Linked DNA regions of Mus musculus: region 1 is linked to region 2. Evidence: chromatin loops called from intact Hi-C (ENCODE). Cell type or tissue: left cerebral cortex. All regions are shown on one strand.

Region 1 (8,000 bases), 73 kb before region 2:
AGAATTGTGGCTTTAAACCCGAACAGATAGAGGATAAGTTTATTTGGTGCACTCCAAAGAGAGCAGCAGGCATGGCAGTAAAAGAAAGAAGTGCCTGTGTATGGGATGAGCTTGAGGGTGGAGTCTCACTGGGTTAGGGCGAGCCACTTCACATGCAGTGGCTCAGCATGTAATTCCCACCGTATTACTGATTGGCGATGTTCAGTCTTGAGCAGTTAGGGTGAGTCATAACGCATTCAATTTCCCAGGCATGTAATTTCCACTATGCAAATGAGTTATTTTATTTTATTTTTTTGCTTCTTGCTATCATGTGGTTCTGCTATTTCACTATTGAGGTGAAGTGGAGCTTGAGACCAGGCTTGCTCTGGCGACCTGTTCCCTTTCTGTCCTTTCAATCACAGCCTTCCTTCCACATTTCCACGTCCATAGTGAGATCACAGGGATGAGGGAGTACAAGTAGTTTGGACAGATGAAGACCTTTTATTCTTTACAATAAGACTAGGGTGGAAGGTGGACCTCAGATACTCATCCTGCTTTTGTTGAGTACTTGTATTCTTGCAGCCATCTAAGCAACTGTTCTCCCTTGAGAGTCCCAAAAGATTGAAAAGAATAAATAAATAAAGTGAAGCTGTTCTCTGAAGTCCCAGGAGAAAAAGGACTTGCCAGGCACAGGGATGAATTTCTTGTTGTTTGCCCTGGATTTGCCTATTCTGACCCTTGCCTCACTCACACCCTACCCACTGCACACGGGGCTTTGCTGAGCTGGAAATTTAAGTTAGGGGGAAGTGCTCTGGCTTTGGCCTCTTGCTTTCTCAGCACTTCCATCAAAGGTCGCCACGTGAGCTGGAAAGGAAGCTCTGCCTGCACTGTGTTGAGTTAACAACGGGCTTTCTGAGAACAGCAAGGAACTATGGTCGGTAGCAGCAAGAACTGGGTTTCAGGCATGACTGTGCTATTCCTGAGACTCTTGGCAAGTCCTTGCTCAATAGAATAGTGGATTTCAAATAGCAAGAGAAAGCTAAGGTTTGCCACCACCTACACATCCGCACTGTTGACTACAAGAGGGAGATAGCCATTTTCCTGCTCTTAGGGTTTTGTTCCCTACCACTGACAGCTATGTGGGAAATTGTAACCTAAATCCTTTCTTCAATATAGAATTGCAACACCTCTCTTCATACAGAGAGTACCTCATTTCCAAAAATTTCATGATCCCTGTCTTGGGTATTCCATTTAGGGAGAGATGAGAGAAACATTTACTTGTGGCCCCCATTCATGGGAGTCACAAAGGAAAGAGCTCCTAAAGGGATGCCACAAAGAACCATATACTCTTACACCACACTACTTGTCAATTATTCTATCAATGAATGAATCCATGTATTCATTCATTCATTCATTCATTCATTCAGTAAATATTTGTGTTGAGTTCATTCACCCATTAAATAAATTATACTGTAACAATACATGATTTGGGAATATAAGGGTAAGTCCTGGGGATAAACCACCCTTGTTTATATTAGGAAGAGACTGAGATAATAAGAAAGCCCTTAAAATGATGATCATTATATTTCCTTTGATAGAGAAGCCATGGAGTGATATAAGCTTGACAAGATGGAGGCGTGGATCCATCTACTTTTCAAAGAAGTGATGTATAAGGAGAAGCAGTAGGAGTCATCGGGTGACAAGAGTTGGGAGGGCAGTATATTCAGAGCGGTCAAGACAATGGACAATCTCTGTAAGCCGGAAGGTGAGAGAGGTCATGTGTGTTGCAACAGAGATTGTAGAAGGATGGGTGTGGCGAGGGGAAGCATGAATAAAGCAGTGGTAATCGGGCACTTCTGTGGACTCTTAAGCAAGGGAGTGTTACAAAAGTGTGTTAGGAGAACAGCTAGTCTGCTTTCTGTGTTCAGCACATACTGGAAGTGACAGGGACCAGCCGTAGGGAGACAAGTGAGGGATTATGGGTAATGATAAGATGAGGAGGGCTGTCCATGAAAATGGAGGGAAGACTGACAGAGCCAGATGTCTTTGAGATTGGCTAGATATTGCACCAGGAGAAACCGGAGAACACTGTATGGTATCAGATTTGTAGAAGCTGCCCTCTACTGAAAAATACTCACTGGGACTCATTTATCATAGCAGTTTTCAAGCTCTGTCCAAATAGTGTCAGGCTTTCCCAGAGGTGTGTGAAGGCACCCATTCAACCAGAATGTCTCCATATTGACCCATGTAGACAAAGACTTGAAAGCTACTATTCTTCTTTCTCACAGTGGACTCATTCTGTCTGAATTCCACTTGCCCCCAGCATTTATTAAATTTGGATGTGGGTATGTCGACACCACCTCTGCCTCCATGCTCCTAAGATCTCAAGTCCCCTAAAAATGTGGATCTCTTTTCTGGTGTGGTGTGGTGTGGTGTGGTTTTTTTTTTTTTTTTTTTTTTTTTTAAATACCTCTGTTCCCACACCCACCTAATTCCATCTTGCATCTTGCTTGGCTTGCCCCCATTGTAATTATCTTACAGCTCTTCTTTGAGATATGTGTGTGTGTGCATGTGTGTTGAATTAATCTAAACTGTGACATTTATCAACAGAGATAAGAATTAAACATGACAGCTGACTGGCAACATTTTTTTTTGTTGTTGTTGTTAGTTCAAACTCCTTCACAAGGGACAGAAGACAAGACCAGTCTCTTTTGACTAGAAGATCACTTCTTGAAAGGACCAACTTCAGCCTGTGCCCAGGGGAGGACAGGGCGGGGCAGGAGGGAGATAGAGGCACAAAGCCATCATGGCTGTGGGATGTTCTGTTTCTAGATTCTTACATTCATTTCTCAACTCTGGTTTCTAGGAGGAGATTTTACTTGTCCTCGGTTTCTGTCTTGCTAGTGGCAACGACAACCACATGCAAAAGATGTTCCACGTGTGTCAGCTGCTTTGCACGTCCCCGGAATTAACTGATGGCAGCCCCAGAGCATGGAGATCCTTTGTGAGTACATTCAGCCCATCTGTAAATACTTCACTTCATCTTATTTCTATCTCCTAATTTTTCTTCTTTGACAAACGAGGGATATCGTGAACATTTTGACCAATGGCCTGGACGAGTCCAGAAACGCCAGGGCCACCAGCTTTTCATCTCTACCATGGGTCAATGACCCCAATAGAAAGCACATTCTTGCTAAATTCCTTCAGGAGCCTTGTCATCACAACTTCCTGATGTGAACAACTTTAGATTGCCTTATTGACCTACTTCAGGCCCTCACTCAGAAACAGGGCTTTTATGTTCATTTTTAAAGAATGTTTGTTTGATAAAGTTAGTGGAGATAATACTAGCAGTTGAAGCAGATAATGTCATTTCAGTGGCTGGCTTGGAGATGTTACTCATTCCTTATGCGTGTGAAGGCCCTAACTGGTCTTCCTGGTCTGGGTGGTTCTTTTCTCTAAGCAGAGCCAAGGTTCGTGGCCCCTTACATACCCCATTTCTGCTACCTTCCTGCTGAGTAAACCCAGGGTAGGGACAACCTGGGATTAAATACGAAAGAAAGAAGATACTTTCAGTCTGAAAAGAAGAAAAAAGGAAAGTCAAAAGGAGGGATGTCAAGTATATTCTAGAAGCTGCTTTGATGCTGTGAGTCTCTAATCCTAACTGCTTTGGAGGCTGAAGCAGGAGATCATAAGTTCAAGGACCAGGAGGTCACAGAGTGATTTGAGGCCAGTACGGGCAACTCCACGATGGCCTGTCTCAACATGAAAAGTGAAAAAGGGGACCAGGGGTATAGCTCAAGAGTGAGCACTCTCCTAGTCGTGCAAGGCTCTGAATTCATCCTCCTGTATTGAAAAGTGAACCACAGCATAGGAGGCTTTGAAATCAGGGGCACTCAGAAGGCTTCGGGATAGGGCGATACCACAGGTTGGAGAAGCAGATCTCTTGACTGGTGTGGGAAGGAAGCAGAGAAATAGATACCTAGGCTTCACCTCTTTTCTCTAAGGCTCCACATCATTAAAATTTGACTGGTAGCTGGTGTGCTGGAGGGACACAGAGCAGGAGACTAGGGCAGAGGAGCCCTGTGGCAGTGAAGAGCAGCAATAGGATCTTGGGCTCCAGAGAACTTACTGAGATGGGGGCAGGAGTTCCTCACCTGGGCTCTATAGAGCTTAATTTGGTGGAAACAGCTGGGTGCATGGTGCTACTGGAGGCAGGAGAACCAGTAAGGAGGTAAAGCCTGGGACTGTGGGACCCCCAGGGGAGACCAGATGCAAGTGCTGAGCCATGGAATCAGAGGAGAGTTGCATGTGAGAGATGAATGGGACTGTGGAACACAGTTTGGGATTGGGAGGGGGAGCAAGTTCATTTTGGGACACATGAGAATAAGTTGTCTTGGGACATCCATATGGAGATGTTCTGAGTCAGCCTAGCTTCAAGAGACAGTTTTGTGAACTGGCTCTGCTCCTTCCACGAAAGTGCCCAGAAATACAAGGCTAGTTACATCTTGTCTAGCACAAAAGCTGAGATGCCTGACCTAACCATTGCTCTTTAAAACAGGAAAACCTCAGAGGAGCAAAAGGCATTTGATGTGCACTCTCCATGCCTATCTGTATTTATTTTAAACCGTGCTGTGTTGGTTTTCTGCACTGGATGCTAGATGAACAGAAGGCAGCATTTGCTACATGCAATTTAAGTTGCATTTTAAAGTACATTTTGGGATCTTTGACAACAGTGGACCTGAATACATTTGGAAACTCGATGATGTGCGTTTCAAGCTACAAATAATCTCTCCAAACCACACAACAATTTAAACAGCCCTTTAAGGTCAGATACTTGTCTCCTTAATAATTACCCTAATAAAGCTACTCTGATAGAACAAAGTCAATTTTCAAACATGTTCTTGACTGAATATCGGAAACAGCTCTGAAGAAACACGGACCATAATTCTAAGCAGAACCCAAGCAAACAAACCTGGTATTTCACGTGCATAGCACTGGTTCAGGTGAGGTCCCATAATCCATCAGTGATCTTACTAGTGCTATTTAGGTCATCTCAGGCTAAACCTTTTTACATGAATCCTGAGCCACATATTTTCACATTTACATATTAAAATGGGAGTAGTTACTCTTATATGCAGGTAGATCTAATACAAATTCCAGAATTTCAGGGATCATTTCAAAAATAGAACTATTTCACAGTGCAGATAAAATTTAGGATATATAAATTTTAAAATAAATTTCATGTGATATTTAACTATTAGTGACATTACCCAAATCTAGCCAGTGCCACAAACACTTATTTGTGTAACACGTTTGGTTGGTCAAGTACATTTCAACAATGGTTGCCAGGCTTTTTAGGATCCTTAGAAAAAAGGAAAATGTTCAATTCTTATATTTAGAAAGTTTCTATATGGCTTAGCAGTGAAGAGCACTGGCTGCTCTACCAGAGGACACTGGTTCAATTCCCAGTACCCACATGGCAGCTGACAACAGTCTGTAATCCAGTTCCAAGTGATTTGACACTTTGACACAAACATGAATGCAGGCAAAACACCAGCGTATATAAAATAAACATAAAAAATAGGTCATTTAAAAAGTTTCCCTAAAAAGAAATAAACCATTAAAAGTTTCCCTAAAAAGAAATAAATTGGTTGGACTATCTATTGTCTGTAGTTACTGCTGCTTTGATATTCTAGGGAACATAGGCTTGATTATACAGTAGTACAGACTTAAATCAACAGTTCATTACTCTCCCAGCCTGTCTGTCTGTCCATCACTCCTCAGCAGCCTGGCAGCAGGCTCTGAACGTCATGTGCACACAGGAAACTTGGCAGATGGACTTCACCCACTTGAACATGGCCGATCACAGTGACATGGGGAAAGGACCATGGTGGCATCGCTGGGATAAAAATTAATGTAAAAACAGAATCGTACCTGTCACATCTGACCAAAGTAGAGCCAGAAAACCCATAGACAAAGGGCGGAACATTTAAGGTGTGAATGTTGCTCCAAAAAGTCTCTGAACCGCTGTAAAGCAGTAGCCAGCTCTCCCCTTAGGATTAGCTTGGATTAGCTATACATAAAAACTGATGACACAACCAGGCAGTAGTGGTGCATACCTTTGATCCCAGCACTCAGGACATGGAGGCAGTTGGATCTCTATGCGTTCGAGGTCACTCTGATCTACAGAGTGAGTTCTAGGACAGCTAGGACTACACAAAGAAGCCCTGTCTCGAAAAAGCAATGAACCAACTAACCAACCAACCAAACAGAAAATCTAGTGGCAGAACTGTCTGTCTTAAGAGTAGCTTTATATTACAACGGCTACCACTTGTTATCCAGAGTTTTCCATCTCCACCAAAAGTGATTTTTCTTTCAAAATTATTATACATTTCTCTGTCTTAATGAAACTTCCTACCTTTGCTTTGTCCTCCAGACATCCCAGAGGGCACATCGATCTATCTTGGACTCCAGCCTGATTCTTGTTTATTCTCAAATAAAAATTATTTTTCTGAAAACTTGTCTATATTTGGTTGACTTTGACAGTGACCAATTCTTGAAGACATCTACCTGGAAGACGTGTAGCTTCAACTTACATGTAATTAGTCTGAGCAAATAGCATGCCTCTAGCATACTAGGAACAAAGTGGAGAGTTCTTATTAGCATCTTCAAGGAGAATTGAAGATATTACCCAAAAGCCCCAGTGCCCATTATAACAACCTTAGTACAAAATTTATTTTCAGTTTCAAAGATGAATTGCTGTGGGGATGAGGATTTAGCTCCACGGTAGAGTGCTTACCTAGGCTTTATTCTCAGAGTGAAGAAGACGAGGAACAGCAGGATGATGAAGAGGAGGGGGAGAGAGGAGGAAGAGGAGGAAGAGGAGGAGGAAGAAGAGGAAGAAGAAGAAAAAGGAGGAGGAGGAGGAGAAGTGTTGTACCTAACAGTTTGAGGGTTTCTGGATTCCAAGTACTGAAATAATGCCAGGATCAACATACTTCTGATCACCTTGACATGGACTGGTTGGCCGCACAATCTGCCTGACGAGGATGGTGAGACTATATCTCCAAGGACGTGTGTGACCATCAATAAGAATGAGGGAGCAGCCCTCTTTGGTAAGGTGATCTGCTTCCGGCCTACTGTCTTCCTTCTGAGGCTACCATTTAAGAAATATTTTTGCAGAGCAGTGTGAAGAAGCAACAAGGACGACTCCCAGATGAACCAAACCCGCGTGCTGCTGTATACCCGTGTTCAGCGCCGAGGTCTTCTGCTACCACCATGCCCAAAAGAAAGGCTGAAGGGGAATGCTAAAGGAGACAAAGTCAAGGTGAAGGAGGAGTCACGGAGAAGATCTGCAAGGTTGTCTTCTAAACCTGCTCCTCCAAAGTGAGCCCAAACCTAAAAAGGCCCCGGAGAAGAAGGGAGAGAAGGTACCCAAGGGGAGGAAGGGGAAAGCCAACGCCGGTAAGGATGCAAATAATCCTGCAGAAAATGTAGATGCCAAAACAGACCAGGCTCAGAAAACTGAAGGTGCTGGAGATGCCAAGTGATGTGTGTGCATTTTTGGTAACTGTGTACTTCTGGTAACTTTACAGTTTGAAATACTATTTTTTATCAAGTTTTATAAAAATACAGAATTTTGTTTTACTTTTTTTTTCTTTTTTAAGCTCTATTGTTAGCACACAGAACATTTCATTACTGGGGGTGGGAGGATCATGTGTCAGTAACAAAATCTCTCCCAAGCTGGATTGAGGACAGAAAACATCTTTCCCTGATAATTTTGGAAGGCTCTTGTTGGAGAGCAATCCTGGCCTTGACATCGGTGGCCACCAAGGCACAAAATGCCTTGTGGTCTGGGAAAATTCTAAATTCATTTTTATATCCTCTTCCCCCTGTACCATCCACATAATACTTAATTCCTTAAAACCAGAGACCTGTTGAAACCTGGTCCCCAAAATTGGTTTACCAGTCTATTGGGCGATGTGGACTTTGCAGTGACTTCATCCAGTGTTCTCAGAAGA
Region 2 (8,000 bases):
CTGGCAACAGCTAGGTATGCTCCTCCCCACAGTTACCTGGCAACAGCCAGGTAGGCCTGACCCACTAAAGGGGTGCTTGTCCCCTCCTCTCTCTCTTACTCTTGCTTCCCTCTTGCTTCTCTCTTGCTCTTCATTTCCCCTTCCTCCACCCCTCTCTCCACATGCTCATGGCCATGGCTGATCTCTACTTCTCTTCTTCTCTTCTCTTCTCTTCTCTTCTCTTCTCTTCTCTTCTCTTCTCTTCTCTTCTCTTCTCTTCTCTTCTCTTCTCTTCTCTTCTCTTCTCCCCTCCCCTCCCCTCCCCTCCCCTTCTCTCTCTCTCTCTCTCTCTCTCTCTCTCCAGCCCCCCCCCCCCCGCCTTTCTCTGCCTCGACTACCCTCTTAACTCCCCTCTTCATACCCTAAATAAACTCTATTCTATACTATACCATCCTGTGTCAGGGGGAAAGGCACATGCTGAGACCCCCCCCCTTCCCCCACATCTCATATCTTATACTTCTTTATCTTTTTATAAACATATCAAGGTGAGTGGTCCAAACTGATAGCCATCAAGAACCCAGTTCTGAGTCTTATTGTATTGTTCTTGGCATATCTTTTGTCTCCCAGGGGAAATACAGAACAAGATGAAAACGGTTGCTGGGGAAGATAGCCATCCCACCTTACAACGTGAACCAGGATCTTGCCCTAAGTTCAAAGCTAATGTTTCCATCCTGTGTTTCATCTTCAGAAAGTAGCCAGGCTTCTCTGTCCAAAGCAAATGCAGCAGGAGATGAACAACAAAAGGAGCCTTAAAAGAGTTGCAAATAAGACTCAAGCCAGCCAGGATGAACCATTTGACATCAGAAGACCCACCCTGAGCCTGGGCCACACCTTCTGGTGGCAGCCCACCTAAAAGGAAGTAGAAGGTAGAAGGTTTTGATTTTTGACTGCTTGCCTTCACTCTCACTGGCCAGTTCATCTCTCCTGTCCCCAAAGCATTCCTTCGATGGTGTTAGAACCTTCATCTTTGGGGTTCTAAGGCAAACTGGAAATTGATAGTTCTCTAAGACAACCCTGGGACCCTGCATCAGAGTGAGACTACTGAGACATCCAGTCTCTTCGCTGAACTTCTCCTGGATGCTTGGTTTTTACAACCATTAATGGACTAGTCCAACTACGGCCTGTAAGCCACTCTAATAAATCCCCTTTTAATACACGCACAGGCATACAGACACACAGATACACAGACACAAACATCGATAGTCTACAACTTCACCTGGTGGACCAAATATATATTTATTTGGACCGTGTGTGTGTGTGTTCCAGTTATATATTTCATCATCTCTGTTCTTTTAGAGGGCCCTGACTAATAAACTTCTCTTGTACCCACTGCATTTCTTGGGCACCTAGTAGAGTCAATTTCAGAGGAATAAGTGCCTTAACATGTTAATTCTTCTTGCTCTTAGTATTAGTATGCTTTACCCATCATATCCCCTACATTCTTTCCAGGCTTGCCTTATGTAGGAAGGACTGAAACTTCACCCAGACTTTTCTAGCCAGAGACACTAGCAGAACAAAGACTCAAGGATTTATGGGTATGAATCAGAGTGTGTTGCTTGAGTCTAAACCAGTAGATGTTCAGACAGTGAGGCCAAAAGGACACAAATAGGCTATATCAATGTTTTTTAACCATTGTGGATTGTGACCCCTTAGGGTACCATGTATCTCGCACAGCAGGTATTTACATTATAATCCATAACTAGCAAAGTTACAGTTATAAAGTAGCAACAAAATAATTATATGGATGGGGTCACCACAGCATGAGGAACTGCATTAAAGGGTTGCAGCATTAGGAAGATTGAGAACACTGTATTAGAGGGAAATGAAAGAAATCAAATGATGAGATGGTCTGAATGAGACTAATGATCAAACGAAGGGGAGTGGAAAGAAGTCTGGAAATGTAAGGGTTCAGCTTGAAAGGGAGTTAGTAGATTAAGATGTCAGAGGTGGAACAGTTCTGAGAGATACTAAGGGTGTTGGTTAGGTGGAAATGGCACTGTATTAGACAAGGTCCAAGAACTGGAACGTATATTGGTGAATGGGTTCTCCATGCATCTTAGTTAGGGTTTTACTACTGGGAACAGATACCATGACCAAGACAACTCTCATAAGGACAACATTTAATTGGGGCTGGCTTACAGTCCATTATCATCAAGGTGAGAACTTGGCAGTGTCCAGGCAGGCATGGTGCAGGAGGAGTTAGGCAGAGGCAGGCAGATTTCTGAGTTTGAGGCCAGCCTGTTCTACAAAGTGAGTTCCAGGACAGCCAGGGCTACACAGAGAAACCCTGTCTCAAAAAACCAATTAAAAAAAAAAAAGAGTTCTACAGCTTCACCTGAAGGCTGTTAGCAGAATGCTCACTTCCAAGCAGCTAGGATAAAGGTCGTAAAGTCCACACCCACAGTGCCACATCTACTCCAACAATGCCACACCTTCTAATAGTGCCACTCCCTGGGCTGAGTACCCATGGATACTAAAGGGCAATGGTCTGGATGCTGGAGATGCCAACAGATGAAGGAACTACTGGAAGTTCAATGGGTAACAGTAATGCAAAGGACATCTCAGAGGACAACTAGGTCTTACCAAGGAGAGTTATTCTAGTTTGACAATATCCCATGGATGATCTCATGGATCCCATGAGAGAAAAGACAGCCTCCTTTTCATTTAAATCACAGCAGAAAGCAGATGGTCCACCTATGGTGGGAACTTAAGGTACATATAATAAATGAATTACTGTCCCAGGCAAGGGCCAAGTCTAGGGAATCCACTAGTAACAGTGAAGCCACGAACCAGCCACAGCAACTCATCCCTCCCCCAGATACAGGGACCCTCAAGCCTACTCCACTTGACCCCCTGACCTCATTCACATCCTGACTCTTCTTTTCTCTCAAAACTGTTAAACTTTTGAAATCTTAGCCTGTTGTAAGATGTTTAAACCAGTCTTTTCTTTACCCTTATTTTATCGAGAGATTGAAATCTGCCAGCCTAGCTCCAGTCACAGCAGAGTTGAAACAGACCTCTGCCTTGGAGCATGGTAACAGTGTCTAGCCTTCCATCAAGAGCTTTTACTTCCTTGAGTAAAACAAGATAATGTGAAATGATCACACAACAGTCACCCGAAACTGCTTTGACATACTGAGATCCAAGAGCTCTTGGTAGAAATGAGCAGAATTCCTGTCCATTGGGAACCAAACCTAGCCCATGGGTTGCAAGGTTTTACCTTGTGTAGTAGCCAAGGGCAAGTCAATCCAAGTCTAGACTGATGAATGTAGGGTAATTCCAAGATCTGTGATCACTGAAACCAAGCCTTCTGGCCTTCTTGGAAATTTCCTCACTACGTATGGTTTGAACTCTCATTTTTGACAAAAGACTTACTTTCTCTGGATCTCAATTTCATTTATTTTTCACTTGTTCAAGAAATTATTTTTTATACATAGTGGGGCAACAGTGGCCCAAAGAATCAAGCAAGGTGGCACAGGTCTATTATCCCATTTAGGAGATTGAGGCAGGAGGATTATAAAGTCAGACTAGGCTTCATAGTGGGAGCCTGAAAATAAAATAAAGAGAAACGAAACCAAAAATGGCCCAAAGTAAGATTAGACCCAAACACTGGAGTTGTGTCAAGATGACTTATCCGACGTCATAAGTCACTTCTGAATCTAATTATTGATAAGTAACCCATTGAGTGGACTGGACTGGTCCAGTTCTGTGCAATGCAGGGTTCCCTGGGACATTACCTTGCTCTATCACAAAACTGCAAATGACATGGAAATAATAGTTGGGGGGGGGGGCTTGTTCTTATCTGATCACAGCAGTCCTTTGAGGCTTTGGACTTAGCTCCCTGCCAGGAACACTCTCCGTCCTCTCCCTCATTCGCTCACTGGTCAAGTCTACTTCAAAAGCTCCCTTCCAAGTAAAGCAAAGGTCACAACACCACTGACCAGAAGCAATCTGAAGAGTCACTCGACTCGCTCTGTGTTAGCAGGGTGATGTATCCCTCCAGGAGGAGGCGGTGGGTACCACGTCAGTTTCCATGGAAGTGTTAACAGACTTCCTAAAGGATGCAGTTTCCCAGCAGGACACCCGAAGCCGACTGCAGAATGAAAGCGTGCCGCATGCAGTTCCATCTGCTTCACATTATGTTTGCCAGGAGACAAATGTACAGCCCTCCGACTCCAAAAATATGTGTCGGTCTTAGCCAAAAATACATTTGTTCTTGGATTCATAAAAAATTCAGGCCATGTGAAATATGTGAGGAGCATGCACTCTCATGAAAAATACTGACTGAAAAGAAAAAAAGAACTCCTTAAAAGCTTTCATTGAGAAGCAGCAAGGTTGGCGCAGCTCTGGGCATAGGAAGAGAAGCAGAATGGGAAATAAGAAAGCTTTGCCCTTGGTGGGGAAATATTATATGGACCACCTCCTAGCATCCCAGAAAGGCCATGAGCAGCCATAGGTCAGGGTCTCCCCACTTCTGCGTGGGGTTACTTAAAAAGCCAGAGGCAAGGCCTATCAACTCTGAACTCTTGGTTTTGGTATCTGTGGGGTTTTTCAACATATCTGTGTTCAAGAGCCAGTTTTATTTTTCTTTTTCTCCAGTTCACAATGGGCCAAAGCTCTTATAAAATTATAATAAGAATGGATTACTAAAAACAAAGGAAATACAAATAATATAGAACATGAGCCTCTATTTTGAAATCACATCAGATTCAACACACATAAAGTTATGTTTGCCAATTGTAGCCAGAGGCCATTTTGAGAGTGTGACCATCAGGACTGGAACCAAAGCAGCATAGGCATCCCTGTTCCCTCTCCCAGCACAAGATGACACTTTGGGGCTGCCTATTCTGTGTGGTCTGGGTCCCACCATGTCCCTGAATCAAGAAGAGGAGGCCCCTGTAGAGGAACTGTCCAGGAGACACAAAATACAGAGGAGAAAGACTTTCCAGGAGAGTCTCAAAGGTAAGGAGAGGACAAAGGCCTAGCTCCAACTTCTCCATGACAAGACTCAAAGGCCAAAAGTACTTTGACTGAGGGCACAGCAGTCTCACGAGTGCCAAGATGAACAGCAGCTGCTATATGCAGGACCGACAAGAAGTTGGTGACTGGTAACCCCATGCATGCCTTCCCACAGCGTGTGCCCTAGAGAATATCCTCACTCAACAGCAGCAAGCTCTCAGGTAACCTGGCTCTCTCTTCACTCATTAGATTCTCTGTATCATGGGCAAGCATGGACTAAGCATCTTGCCGGACCTCAGTTTACTAGCCCAGAAAAACAATGCATCTTCTGGGGGGTTGCTGAGAAGATGAGGTGGGTTGAGAGGAACTCTGAGTTCATTTCTTTAGTTAGCTTGAGATTCCCACAATCCCATTGGGTCCAGCAAGGCACCTAGACATAGAAAAGTATAAATTGAATAAACCATGTAGAAGGTGGACACGGGTCCCAAGTTTGTACTTGAGAAGACTAAGCCAACGTTACAGGACTCATTGCTAAGGACTAACAAGAACAGCAGAATATGTAAAGAACTGACTGGGAATCCGGATGTCAATAGAGGGGGAAAGTAGGTAACATACAGATACTATGCTAACAAGCTGAGAGGATGTGCCAGAGCCCTGATGGGACAGTGGAGCTATTCTAGAGTCCAAAGCGAGACACTTGTGTCCTCCATGGCCTGCAAGTCACAATGCTGAGTATGTAATCCTGAGTCTTCTTTAGCAAGCTCTAAACTCAAGGATCTACCTTTGCCATATCCAGGCAACATACGTCATTGTTGTTGTGTCAATGAGCACAGTGGTCATTTATTAGATTCGTATTTTTTAGTACAACTGATTTAATCTACATTTAAAATTTTTCCCATCATGTCTATGAGATGGCTCACAAGATCAAGACGATAGCTGCCAATCCTGATGCCCTGGGTTCAATCCCTGGACTACACGTGAGCAGCGGACTGACTTGTCGCTTCCTTATGTGTGATGTGGCACATCCTCTAACTCCCAAACACACAATTTAAAAGTACGTAAATGTAACAAAGCAGTTGTTTGTTTCGAGGCAGGATTTCTTTGTGTAGCCCTGGCTGCCCTGGAACTTACTCTCTAGACCAGGCTGGCCTCGAACTCACAGAGATCCACCAGCCTCTGCCTCCCCGGTGTTGGTATTAAAGACCCAGCAACAAACAATTTTTAATGAAAAAATGTTTTAAAACATCTCTTGCACTTAAGGCCTGGTAGCTACTTAGCTTTTAGGCTGTATCTCCCAGTGCATGTATGGATCGGTGACCTCTCATCTGCAGAGTTAATATGTGTAACAGGTAGGAGTTCACACTTGAAGCTGATTTCCAAAGAAGAAGGGCAAAGCCCTTTGCCCTTCGCCTCGCAGAGAAAGAGACTTAGGGTTAGAGAACCCTGCCAGGCCCAAGACAGCAATAACCTAATCCCATCATCCCACGAAGCACCCATGACTTTTCTTTTAAAAAAAATGTGAATATCTACTTCATTTATCTTAGGTTTGGACCAAAATTAACAAAAATGTCTCTGCAGCAGAGAAACAAAGAGAATGACTAAAAGGTGACCAGGTCTCCCAGTTCTCAGGAAAGGCCTGGGAAAAATGTCTCACCACCGGAAGACATCCTTTTTTTTTTTTTTAATTTCCCTCATGCTTTTCTATGATTTATAAATCAGCTATAGACAGGGTAGGAAGGAATCAAATTCTTTCCTGTTTGGTTAAATTGTAAATAAATTGATTTTCTCTACCAGTTCCTGTTTCCTGGTGACTTTTGAAATGCTAAGAAACTGAGGTCCTGGGTCTATGGGCTCAAGTGAATATTGTAATACTTGGGTGAGATCACATGTATCCAAAAATCTTGGGACAATTATTAGAACATTTGAAGACTTGGAATGGCATGCTAGAGAGACATTCAGTGGGTAAGCATGCTGGTGCTCTTTGCAAAAGACTGGAGTTAAGTTCCTAGCACCATGTTAGGCAGTTTACAATTGCCTGTAACTCCATATCCAGGGTATCAAACACCTACTTCCAGCCTCCTAGAACAACTGCACACATGTGCACACACATGTACACACACACACACACACACACAATTAAATCACACATACCCACACACAATTAAATCTCTAAAAAATATCAGAATGGAAGGTTCAAGAGCTACCACATACACATTTAAATTTCATCTCTTCTCCTGTTGTCCCCTAAACACACTGTACTAGATGCACAGTGAAGCCATTTCTATCTTTCGGTCTGAGAATTTTTGTTACTGTGCAGTACGCAAGCTTGCCCAATGAAGAATACTACTGAAGGCATAGCTGAAGGTCCCTCTCTCGGACATACTGAATAGGATTCTTTAGCATAGGAGCAGGGACCTGCATTTAATGATGTCTGGTTCTTGGACCATGTATATTTGGAAAGTACAAATATAAGCAAGAGAGTTGCCTGGGGACCAGAAAGTTTACCTTGTCGCCCTACTTCAGCAAACTCTAAAACTATGGATGTACATTTGTAAGATTCAAGCAACGTAATTGTTTGAGTTCCATGTTTATAAGCCAATGGACATTTATTAGATTTGCATTGTTTTCAGTATAGCTGGTTCAATCTACATTAAAAAGAAAAAAGACATAAGGAAAGAAAGAAAGAAAGAAAGAAAGAAAGAAAGAAAGAAAGAAAGAAAGAAAGAAAGAAGGAAAGAAAGGAAGGAAGGAAGGAAGGAAGGAAGGAAGGAAGGAAAGAAGGAAGGAAGAAAGAAAGAAAGAAAGAAAGAAAGAAAGAAAGAAAGAAAGAAAGAAAGAAAGGAAGGAAGAAAGAAAGGAGGAAAGAAAAAGAAAGAAACATTGTCTTCTATCTAAAGTATTGGAACAAATTAGTTTTGCTTTGGGTTCTAGATAGGGCCTTCCTACGAAACCAAGCTGACCCAGAACTCACTGTGGAGGCAAAGGTCCTGCATCTGCCTTTC

What was found. Peaks named below come from ENCODE experiments on the same cell type or tissue, not always from the same donor. Only the 100,000 strongest peaks of a DNase experiment are listed, where the experiment ranks them.
Region 1: it touches region 2 in a loop (5-fold over the local background); 2 of 42 quality-filtered maps call a loop at or near these places.

What each region holds. Positions count from the first base shown.
Region 1 is chr13:113,479,501-113,487,500 of GRCm38, reverse strand. It overlaps 4921509O07Rik (RIKEN cDNA 4921509O07 gene), which reads left to right. Exons shown (of 7, transcript NR_045501.1): 2 at 1,578-1,744; 3 at 2,846-2,983. It also overlaps the pseudogene Gm31191. Among named protein-coding and RNA genes, the nearest start is that of 4921509O07Rik, 19 kb to the left of the region's middle. In left cerebral cortex, no CTCF peak of the experiment used is centred here; DNase peaks (open chromatin) are centred at 295, 942 and 4,423.
Region 2 is chr13:113,406,206-113,414,205 of GRCm38, reverse strand. No RefSeq gene overlaps it. Among named protein-coding and RNA genes, the nearest start is that of Gm41071, 14 kb to the left of the region's middle. In left cerebral cortex, no CTCF peak of the experiment used is centred here; a DNase peak (open chromatin) is centred at 4,184.